Linked DNA regions of Homo sapiens: region 2 is linked to region 1. Evidence: chromatin contacts called from ENCODE Hi-C or POLR2A ChIA-PET data. All regions are on one chromosome and are shown on one strand. Each heading gives the region's core, a stretch centred on a gene start or an enhancer-like site at or near the end of the contact. The rest is flanking DNA. Distances are from core to core; before and after follow the strand shown. Region 1 has its middle 20 kb from the start of ADCY9. Region 2 holds the start of LINC01569 (long intergenic non-protein coding RNA 1569).

What was found. A loop is a pair of places that touch in the nucleus more often than their neighbours do. ChIA-PET counts read pairs that join two places held with the same protein, here RNA polymerase II (POLR2A). Pooled maps may share reads with other maps.
Region 2: a map of PC-9 shows a loop between it and region 1 (9-fold over the local background). The contact joins the promoter of LINC01569 here to the enhancer-like site in region 1. A Hi-C loop is called at or near these places in 7 of 168 maps with a recorded cell type or tissue (HCT116, PC-9, heart left ventricle and 4 more), 2 of 37 single-sample maps with no recorded cell type and 5 of 50 pooled maps. POLR2A ChIA-PET finds 5 or more read pairs at or near these places in 8 of 52 experiments (MCF 10A, OCI-LY7, PC-3 and 5 more).

What each region holds. Positions count from the first base shown.
Region 1 is chr16:4,133,764-4,138,951 of GRCh38, forward strand. No RefSeq gene overlaps it. Among named protein-coding and RNA genes, the nearest start is that of ADCY9, 20 kb to the left of the region's middle. RefSeq lists enhancers at 1-190, 191-730. Within about 2 kb of position 2,613, at least 9 of the 41 ENCODE cell types and tissues checked have a DNase peak (open chromatin) inside an H3K27ac peak, as active enhancers do; they include HCT116, PC-9 and mammary epithelial cell, where a contact is called at or near this core.
Region 2 is chr16:4,250,121-4,255,252 of GRCh38, forward strand. LINC01569 (long intergenic non-protein coding RNA 1569) reads right to left here and starts at 3,669. Exons shown (of 3, transcript NR_039999.1): 1 at 3,527-3,669; 2 at 1,202-1,914. RefSeq lists enhancers at 2,551-3,173, 3,238-3,447 and a silencer at 3,678-3,937.

The DNA of each region.
Region 1 (5,188 bases), core at 1,363-3,862:
CAACCCATCCGTCCAAGAATCAGAGACAAGGGCCAGCATGCTGGTTCCCTGGGCAGCAAGTGAGTAGAACACAGGGCCAGGCAGGGCCGAAATCGTGGTTCATGAGGCTCGGGGAGGTCGAGGAAAGCAAGCGAAACCCAGAGAACTAGGGCAGCACTGCCAGGACAGTGCTAACATCACATTCCTGGGCTCCTTAAGTCTCCCGAGAAGGTGCAAATTGCGTTAATTGCCACTGCTGAGGCCAGGCCATGGCGCCCTGCTGGGGGCTAACCTTGCGTGACCCGTCAGACCAGAGCTGGGCTTCCTCCTGGTTTGGTATCCGCTGGAGCTGTAAGGGCCCGAGGGTCACAGTGCCTCTTGCAGGAGGTATGGCCTCACCAGTGCCCAGGCAGGGACAGTGGCCATTCAGGAGTGCCCTGGTTTCCAAAGTGATAGAGGTCAGATGTGCCTGGCCACACGCAATCCTGGGCTTCATTTATATGCAACAAACCCATTATCTGCTCCCAACAAATAGGGAAGGAGGCTAAGACGTAGGCGGATGAAGGGAAAGTGCCTCCAAGACCTGCAAGTTAGGATAGAGCTGGCAGCCAGGGGTTAGGGAAGTGGAAGGAGGCCCTGCGGGTTCTGGAAGAGGACTGTGTGCAGCTACAGCAGCGGGCTTTGCAGTGGGACTGCCTGGCTTCAGACCTTGGCTCTTCAGCTTGCTGTGCAACCTTGGGATAGTTACTCAACCTCTCTCGACCTCAGTTCTCTTCCCTGTCAACCGAAGACCAAAATAGAACCTACATTATAGGGCTATTATGAGGATTAAATCAAACAAGCCAAAAAAAGCACTTCACACAATACCTGGTATGTAGTAAATACTCAACTAATGCGGGCTATTATCAACCAGCCACACTGGAGGGAAGCCTTGAAGGAGGGTGTGGTTTTCTGTGTCAGCTTGGCCAGGCTATGGTATTTGGCTGTTTGGTCAAACGCCAGTCCAGATGCTGCTGTGAAGGTATTGTTTTAGGTGTGATTAATTAATATTTATATCAGTAGACTTTCAGTAAAGGAAATCACCCTTCACAATGTAGGGGGGCTTTATCCAATCAGTTGAAGGCCTTAAGAGAAAAGACTGAGGTTCCCAGAGAAATAAGAGATTCTGCCTCCAGGCTCAAGGCTGCAGCATTGGCTGGGTGTGGTGGCTCATGCCTGTAATCCCAGCACTTTGGGAGGCTGAGGTGCGTGGATCACCTGAGGTCAGGAGCTCAAGACCAGCCTAGTCAACATGTTGAAACCCCGTCTCTATTAAAAATAGAAACATTAGCCGGGCGTGGTGGCACACTCCTGTAGGCCCAGCTACTCGGGAGGCTGAGGCAGGAGAATTGCTTGAGCCTGGGAGGCAAAGGTTGCAGTGAGCCAAGATCACGCCACTGGACTCCAGCCTGAGTGACAGAGTGAGTCTCCATCTCAAAAAAAAAAAAAAAAAAAAAAACAAAACACCAGGACTGCAGCATCAACTCTTCCCTGAGTCTCCAGCCTGCTGGGCTGCTCTACAGATTTCAGACTTGCCAGCCCCCCAATCCCATGAAACTATTTATTTATTTAGAGACAGGGTCTCACTCTGTCACCTAGGCCAGAGTGCAGTGGTGTGATCATAGCTCACTGCAGCCTTGACCTCCCAGGCTCAAGCAATCCTCCTGCCTCAGCCTGCAGAGTAGTTGGGACTATAGGTGCATGCCACCATGCTCAGATAATTTTTAAATTTTTTGTAGAGATGGGATCCCATTATGTTGTCCAGGCTGGTCTCAAGCTTCTGAGTTCAAGAGATTCTCCCATCTCAGCATCCCAAGTTGCTGGGATTATAGGCATGAGCACTGCACCTAACTGACAATTCCTTTAGGTAGGTAGGTAGCTAGAGGATAGGGATGGATGGAGGAATGGATGGATGGATGGATGGATGGATGGATGGATGGATGGTTGGTTGGTGGTTGGGTGGATGGTTGGTTGGTGGTTGGGTGGATGGATGGATGGATGGACGGTTGGTTGGATGGGTGGGTGAATGGATGGATGGGTGTGTGGATGGATAGACAGATATAGATCTAGCTATCTATCCTTCTATCTGTCCACATATCCTATCAGTTCTGTTTCTCCATAGAACTCTAATACAGTCAGATTAGTGGCCAGAAGACACAAGGACAAATGTCCCAGGCAAAGCCCAAGAGTGTGGGCTGTGCTATGGAGGATCAAACAGGCCAGTGAAGCCACCGGGCACAAGGTGCAAGAGAAGACATCAGGAAATGAAGCAGAACTGCAGGTTGTAGTCATGGTGCAAGGTGGCTCAGCAGCCAGCTGGAAGCCTTTGGAAGATGGAGAGGCAGAGAGTGAGCGTAGGGCTGTCCTTGAGGAAGAGGCATGCACAAAGCCAGCCATGCACACTCCCCAGCCGTATCTGCTGCCAAAGCGAAACCAGGATGGCTGTAGAAATTTGCTTCAAATGAAGAAACCTGTCCCTTGACGGGGACAAATGATGTCAAGCACAAGTGCAGAAGCAGACCACATTCCTGCCACACCATGGCTCAAAGTCACAAGGCAGAAACACCTGAGAAGGGGGGAAGGTCTGAAGGAGGAGCCAGGTCTGGCCACGTTCTCCTTTGGAATCTGGGTGTGGCCACCCTACATGGGGATCTGGAATGTGCCGTGCTGCAAAGTGAATTCCTGGTGCATTTTTGAGGCTCAGGTGATCCCGAAGTTATGGCTGTCATGAGAAAGCAGCACCCTGCAGACAAAAGGTTCTGGAAGGTGGGCAGTACAAGCTGGCTTCATCCAGGAGCCCTGCTCACAGCCTGGTGCTCAATGGATATCATCCCCACCGGAAGTTCTAGGAGCTGCCCTTGGTTAATGAGCCTGGCAGCTAAATGGCGTCACTTGCCAGGTCACATGGGCAAATGGCCAGCGCCTCGTTCCTGGAGACAAGGCGGAGTCATTCAGTTCTTTTGTTATTGTTGCTAGAGATGGAGTTTCACTCTTGCTGCCCAGGCTGGAGTGCAGTGGTGCAATCTCAGCTCACTGTAACCTCTGCCTCCCAGGTTCAAGCGATTATACTGCCTCAGCCTCCTGAGTAGCTGGGATTATAGGCACCCGCCACCACACCTGGCTAATTTTTGTATTTTTAGTAGAGATGGGGTTTAACCATGTTGGCCAGGCTGGTCTCGAACTCCTGACCTCATGATCCTCTCACCTCAGCCTCCTAAAGTGCTGGGATTACAGGCGTGAGCCACAGCGCCCAGCCTAACTTTTGTATTTTCAGTAGAGACAGGGTTTCACCATGTTGTCCGGGCTGGTTTCAAACTCCTGACCTCAGGTGATCTGCCCACCGCAGCCTCCCAAATTGCCGGGATTACAGGCTTGAGCCACTGCGCCTGGCCTGGAGTCATTCAGCTCCAGGGGCTTCTTTCTTCCTTACTAAACGGCTTTGTGCAGGGAGCAGAAGTTCTGCCTGCCCTTTCTAATTGCCGGTCGCAATAATATCATTCCTATTTAAGACTGAATAATATTCCATTGCATGGATAGAGCGCATTTTGTTTATTCACTCATTTGTTGATGGAAATTTGCTTTGTTTCTACCTTTTGGCTACTGTAAAGATTACTGCTATGAACATGCATGTATAGATATCTGTTTTAAGTCTCTGCTCTTTTTTGGCTTGGTGAGGTGGCTCACGCCGATAATCCCAGCACTTTGGTAGGCTGAGGTGGAAGGATCACTTGAGCCTAGGAGTTTGAGATCAGCCTGGGCAACACACAAAGACCTCATCAAAGAGAGAGAGAAGAAAGAAAAGAAAGAAAAAGAGAAAGAAAGAAGGAAGAAAGAAAGAGAGAAGAAAGAAAAGAAAGAAAAAGAGAAAGAAGAGAAAAAGAAGAAAGAAGAAAGAAAGAAAAAGAAAGAGAAAGAAAAAGAAAGGGCACTTCAAGATGATGCAGGTTGGAACAAAAAAAACCAGATTATTATTAAACTTGTTATTAAACAGCACCTAGTTTGACAACACTTGGAGTTTGCAAAATATACGGACTCTCTTGGTTGACAAACAGAAAGGGGATTCTTCCCCAGTTGCTTCCACTGTCCACAGGACAGCAAGTGGCTGTGACTGCCTAAACGCCCTCCTCCCAAGTCACATCCAGCAGTGCCCTGCCTGCCACACCACGTCATTCGTGTCATTTCTCCCACAGGCAGCCCCTTCCTTTGTGTCAATCAAAAGCTGATGGGCACCCGGCAGGCAGCCGGTTTGCTTCTGTCGGCAGCAAATGCTGTCCACATTTCAGACCACTAGTGAAAGTGGAAAAGAAATTATTACCATATGAAGTTTCCTTGATGAAAGCAGATTTAAATTCAGCCTTCATCCCCAAATTTTCAACACTACTTTGACAGTGGTTTATCTATTCCATTTTATTTTTTATTTTTTTGAGACAGAGTTTCACTCTTGTTGCCCAGGCTGGAGTGCAATGGCGCGATCTTGGCTCGCTGCAACCTCCGTCTCCCAGTTTCAAGTGATTCTCCTGCCTCAGCCTCCCAAGTAGCTACGATTACAGGCGCCCGCCACCACACCCGGCTAATTTTGTATTTTTAGTAGAGATGGGGTTTCACCATGTTGGCCAAGCTGGTCTCAAACTCCTGACCTCAGGTGATCCGCCCGCCTTGGCCTCCCAAAGTTGACAGTAGTTTATTTTAATACGTAACTTTGAGTCATGGAATAACTGCAGAATATGCAACATATTTTTAAATTGTTTATCTGATCGTGGTGTCAAAATCCCAGTGATCAATTCATTAGGTTTGCTTGACTCCCAGAATTAATACATATTAATAAATATTTTGTTGAGTACCACTATGGTCTGAATGTTTCTGTCTCCAACAAAATCTATAGCCTCAGAGGTGATAGTGTTAGGAGGTGGGATTTTTGGGAGGTGATCAGGTCATGAGGTTGACGCCCTTATGAACAGGATTAGTGCCCTTATAAGAGGCTCCAGAGCTGCCAAGCCCCGCCCACCATCCGAGATCTCAGCAAGAAGTCACCTCTATGAACCAGGAAGCAGCCCTCACCAGACACTGAATCTGCCAGCACTTAATCTTGGACTTCCCAGCCTCCAGAACCTCGAGAAAAAAAAATTTAAGAGATAGGTTCCGGCTTTGTCCCCCAGGCTGGAATGCAGTG
Region 2 (5,132 bases), core at 2,419-4,918, 120 kb after region 1:
TGTCCTTAAAATAAGAGCAAACCAAATGCTTGGAAGGAGTGAAATTATTTCAACTATTGAGACTCGGCAAGAATTTCTTCTGAGAATCCTCGTAAAGAGGAAACAGATACAGCACAAGGTAATGACACTTGAGAACATTCTTAGAACAGACATACATTTTCCATGAAGTTTATCCCTAATAGAGACTCTTAAAATAGGGCAGGGGACCAGCCAGGCGCGGTGGCTTATGCCTATAATACCAGCACTTCGGGAGGCCAAGGCAGGTGGATCAGTTGAGGCCAGGGGTTGGAGACCAGCCTGGCCAACATGGCAAAATCCTGTCTGTACTAACAATACAAAAATTAGCTGAGCACGGTGGTGCATGCCTGTAATCCCAGTTACTCGGGAGGCTGAGGCAGGAGAATCGCTTGAACCCAGGAGGCGGAGGTTGCAGTGAGCCGGGATAGCACCACTGCACTCCAGCCTGGGTGACAAAAGTGAAACTTCATCTAAAAAAAAAAAAATAGGGCAGGGGAGGCCACAGAGAACCAAGAATGCCTGGCCCCGCCTCAAAGAAATCACCCCCCAAACAGGGTCCATGACACATGCTTAGGACACTTCTCCTGAACTGTCACCTTACATGCTGTTGGTAGGAGAGAAAATTGGTACCATGCATTTGGGGGATGGTAGCTACTAAAATCTAGTTATAATAGCCCTAAGTTGGAAACAACATAAATGTCCACCATGGCCAGGTGCGGTGGCTCATGCCTGTAATCCCAGCACTTTGGGAGGCCGAGGTGGATGGATCACGAGGCCAGGAGTTCAAGACCAGCCTGACCAACATGGTGAAACCCTGTCTCTACTAAAAATACAAAAAGTAGCAGGGTGTCGTGGTGTGTGCCTGTAATCCCAGCTACTCGGGAGGCTGAGACAGGAGAATGGCTTGAACCTGGGAGGCAGAGGCTGCAGTGAGCTGAGATTGAGCTATTGCACTCCAGCCTGGGCGACAGAGCAAGACTCTGTCTCAAAAATAAATAAATAAATAAATAAATAAAAATAAATAAAATGTCCACCACTAGGTGAATGGATAAACAAACTGTGGTCTATTCATACAATGAAATAGTACTTAGCAAGAAAAATGAACATTTATGTTTACATAAAAACATAAATAAATCTCAGAGATATTGTGTTGAGCAAAAGAAGCTAGACAAAAAGAACTTACGTGTTGTATGACTGATACAAGCTTCTAGAACAGGCAAAACTCCAGCCTGGCCAACATGGTGAAACCCTATCTCCACCAAAAAATTGAAAAATTAGGCCAGGCGCAGTGGCTCACGCCTGCAATCCCACAACTTTGGGAGGCCGAGGTGGGTGGATCACCTGAGGTCAGGAGTTCGAGACCAGCCAGGCCAACATGGTGAAACCCCGTCTCTACTAAACAAAAATTACCTGGGCGTGGTGGCGGGCGCCTGTAATCCCAACAACTCGTGAGGCTGAAGCAGGAGAATCACTTGAACCCAGGAGGCAGAGGTTGCAGTGAGCTGAGATTGTGCCACTGCACTCCAACCTGGGCAACAACAGTGAAACTCCACCTCAAGAAAAAAAAAAAAAAAATTAGCCAGGCGTGCTGGCACACACCTGTGGTTCCTGTTACTCGGGAGGCTGAGACGGGAGAATCACTTGAATCCAAGAGGTGGAGGTTGCAGTGAGCTGGGATCATGCCCCTGCACTCCAGCCTGGGCAACAGAGCGAGACCCTGTCTCAATCAATCAATACACAACAGCGAAAACTAATATACTGTGACAGGAATTAAAACCAAGGCCAGGTGTGGTGGCTCATGCCTGTAATCTCAGATCTTTGGGAGGCCGAGGTGGGAGGACTGCCTGAGGACAAGAGTTTTCAGACCAGCTTGGGCAGCATGGTGAGACCTTGTTCCTATTTTTTAAAAAAAGAGAAGAAATTAAAACTATGGTGAGATTCCACCATACACCTACCAGAATACCTAAATAATGATAAATCTGACAATACTAAGTGCTGGTGGGAATGCAAGGCAACTGGAACTCTCATAAAAATGGTAGAGAATAGAGAACTACATACACATAAAACATTAAAAAACGTGTAAATCTGAGTAAGTCCCATGTACAGTACCAATGTCAATTACCTGGCTTCTATGCTAACTGTAGCTATGCAAGATGTTAACACTGAGGGATACTGGGTGATCTCCCTATACATCTCTTTCTTTTAAAAAAAAAAAAAAAAAAAAAGATAGGCCAAGAGCAGTGGCTGACGTCGTAATCCCAGCACTTTGGGAGGCCGAGACGGGCAGATCACCTTAAGTCAGAAGTTTAAGACCAGCCTGGCCAACATGGTGAAACCCGTCTCTACTAAAAATACAAAAAAATTAGCTGGGCGTGGTGGCGCACACCTGTAATCCCAAATAACTCGGGAGGCTGAGAAAGAAGAATCACTTGAACCCGGGAGGCGGAGGTCCACTGCGCTCCAGCATGGGTGACAGACCGAGGCTCTGTCTCAAAAACAAATAGAGATGAGGTCTTGCTATGTTGTCCAGGCTAGTCTAGAAATCCAGGGCTAAAGCCATCTTCCCCCTTCAGCCTCTCTAGTAGCTGAGACTACAGGTTAGAACCACCAACCCAGACTTCTCCCTGTACATTTCAATAATTATTTCAAAACTTAAAAATCTGAAAGAAAGCAAACTGCTTGATAGTGGCAGAAAGCAAGCATGAGGGGATTCTGGGGCTTGCTGGGGGTGTTGGCTACCTGGGTGTATGTTCAGTTTGTGAAAATTCACGGAGCGCCTAAGCTATGCACCCTCTTCTGAATGTGTTACCCAGTACTCCAATAAAAGGCTTTTGGCCCTGGAGAGGTGGCTCACGCCTGTAATCCCAGCACTTTGGGAGGCCAAGGCGGGCGGAGCACCTGAGGTCGGGAGTTCGAGACCAGCCTGACCAACATGGAGAAACCCCGTCTCTACTATAAGTACAAAATTAGCCGGGCGTGGTGGCGCATGCCTGCAACCCCAGCTACTCAGGAGGCTGAGGCGGAAAATCGCTTGAACCCGGGAGGCGGGGGTTGCGGTGAGCCCAGATCGCGCCACTGCACTCCAGCCTGGTCAACATGAGCTAAATTACGTCTCAAAAAAAAAATAAATAAATAAAACAGCCGAGCTGGAGGTGTGTGCCTGTAATCCCAGCTACTCAGGAGGCTGAGGCGGGAGGCTCGCTTGAGCCCGGAAGGTGGAGGCTGCAGTGAGCCGAGATCGCGTCACTGCACTCCAGCCTGGGCGACACAGCACGACTCTTTTAAAAACAGGTTTTGTTGAGTGCCGCATTGATCCGGTCCCTCCCACGCCCCCTGTGCTTCACAAAAACGTCAGGTCCGAGCTCCGGCGCGGCGGTCTCCTCCTCCGCGGGTCCGGGCCGGAACTCGGCAGAAGGACGAGCAGCTCCTTGGGGCCGGCAGTCTCCCATCGCACTGAGATTGACACGGCAATGTTTCGGATACTCTGGGTAAAAATTAAATGTCTTACGAAAAGTCCTGTCACCCGTTTCTTGATTACTTTTTACGGCGGCTTCCAGAACCTTTCGTCAGCGCGAGCTCCATGCCCGGAGGCCGCCGTCACCTGCTCTCCGGGAAGGCCCTGGGCAGGCAGGCAGCGCGCTGAAGGAGTCCGGGAGCAGATCGTGCGAGAGAGCGCGCGGGCGCCAGGCGCGGGGGCGGGGCCAGACGTGCGTGCTGGCGGGAGCGCGCGCGCCATGGCCTGAGGCGTCTGGGAACATGCGCGGCGAGGGGACGGGCGGGGCGAGTCCGGGAAGGGGCGGGGCCGCAGCCGCGCCCCTGACTTCCACCGCCTGCGGGTGAGACCGCCTACCATCGCCCGGCGCGCTTGAGCATGCAAGGGGAGGTGGGATTCCCCTGGCCCGCCCCCAAGCCACGCCTCTGGCCTATGAGAACTGAGCTGTCCCGCAGGGACCGAGAGAGGAGCCTCCGCTTTCGCAGGGGCTGGGCGTTCCGGGCGCACTGCGCCCTCTGTTGATCCTCTTAGGAGCTGCGTGGGGACCGTCGGGCCTGCCGTTTCGCACCTGGCCGAAAGGGGTCGCTGTGCCGGGCCAGATCCTATGTAAATTTAGCTGGATAATCTCAGCAAGAGAAAATTGGCTGCAGTGCAAAGAAGCCAGGCTCAAAAGGCAGGGTTATCCCATTTCTATGACATGTCACAGGTAAGACTATGGCAACATAGATCAGTGGCTCCTAGGGGCTGGGTTGACCACCAAGAGGCATGGGGGGCATTGGAAATGAAGGAACTAATTCATATCTTTTTTATTTTGCTTTGGTTTTATTTATTATTTATCTATTTATTTATTTTTGAGACAGTTTCGCTCTTGTTGCCCAGGCTGGAGTGCAATGGCGCGATCTCGGCCCACCGCAACCTCCGCCGCCTGGGTTCAAGCGATTCTCGTGTCTTAGCCTCCCGAGTAGCTGGGATTACAGGCATGCGCCACCACGCCCGGTTAATTTTGTATTTTTAGTAGAGACAAGGTTTCTCCATGTTGGTCAGGCTGCTGTCGAACTCCCGACTTCAGGTGATCCGCCCACCTTGGCCTCCCAAAGTGCTGGAATTACAGGCGTGAGCCACCGTACCCGGCCTGTTTTATTTTTTCTTTAAATCATATCTTGATCATAGTGGTGGGTAGGAAACTATGCATTTGCGTGTAGGAAACACGCAAAACCAAAAATCAGAAAGTGTGACTTCTACTAAATGTAACTACTTTCATTTTTAAAAATTATTTATTTATTTATTTATTTTTTAAGATGGAGTGTCGCCCTGTCACCCAGGCTGGAGTGCAGTGGCACAATCTCAGCTCACTGCAACCTCCACCTCCCCGGTGCAAGTGATTCTCCTGCCTCAGCCTCACCAGTAGCTGGGACCACAGTTACTGGCATTCGCCACCATGCCAGGCTAATTTTTGTATTTTTAGTAGAGACGGGGTTCCACCATGTTGGCCAGGCTGGTCTCAAACTCCTGACCTCAAGTGATCCGCCCACCTCGGCCTCTCAAACTGCTGGGATTACAGGCGTGAACCACTACTGTGCCCAGCCTAATTTTTGTATTTTAGTAGAGTTGGGGTTTCACC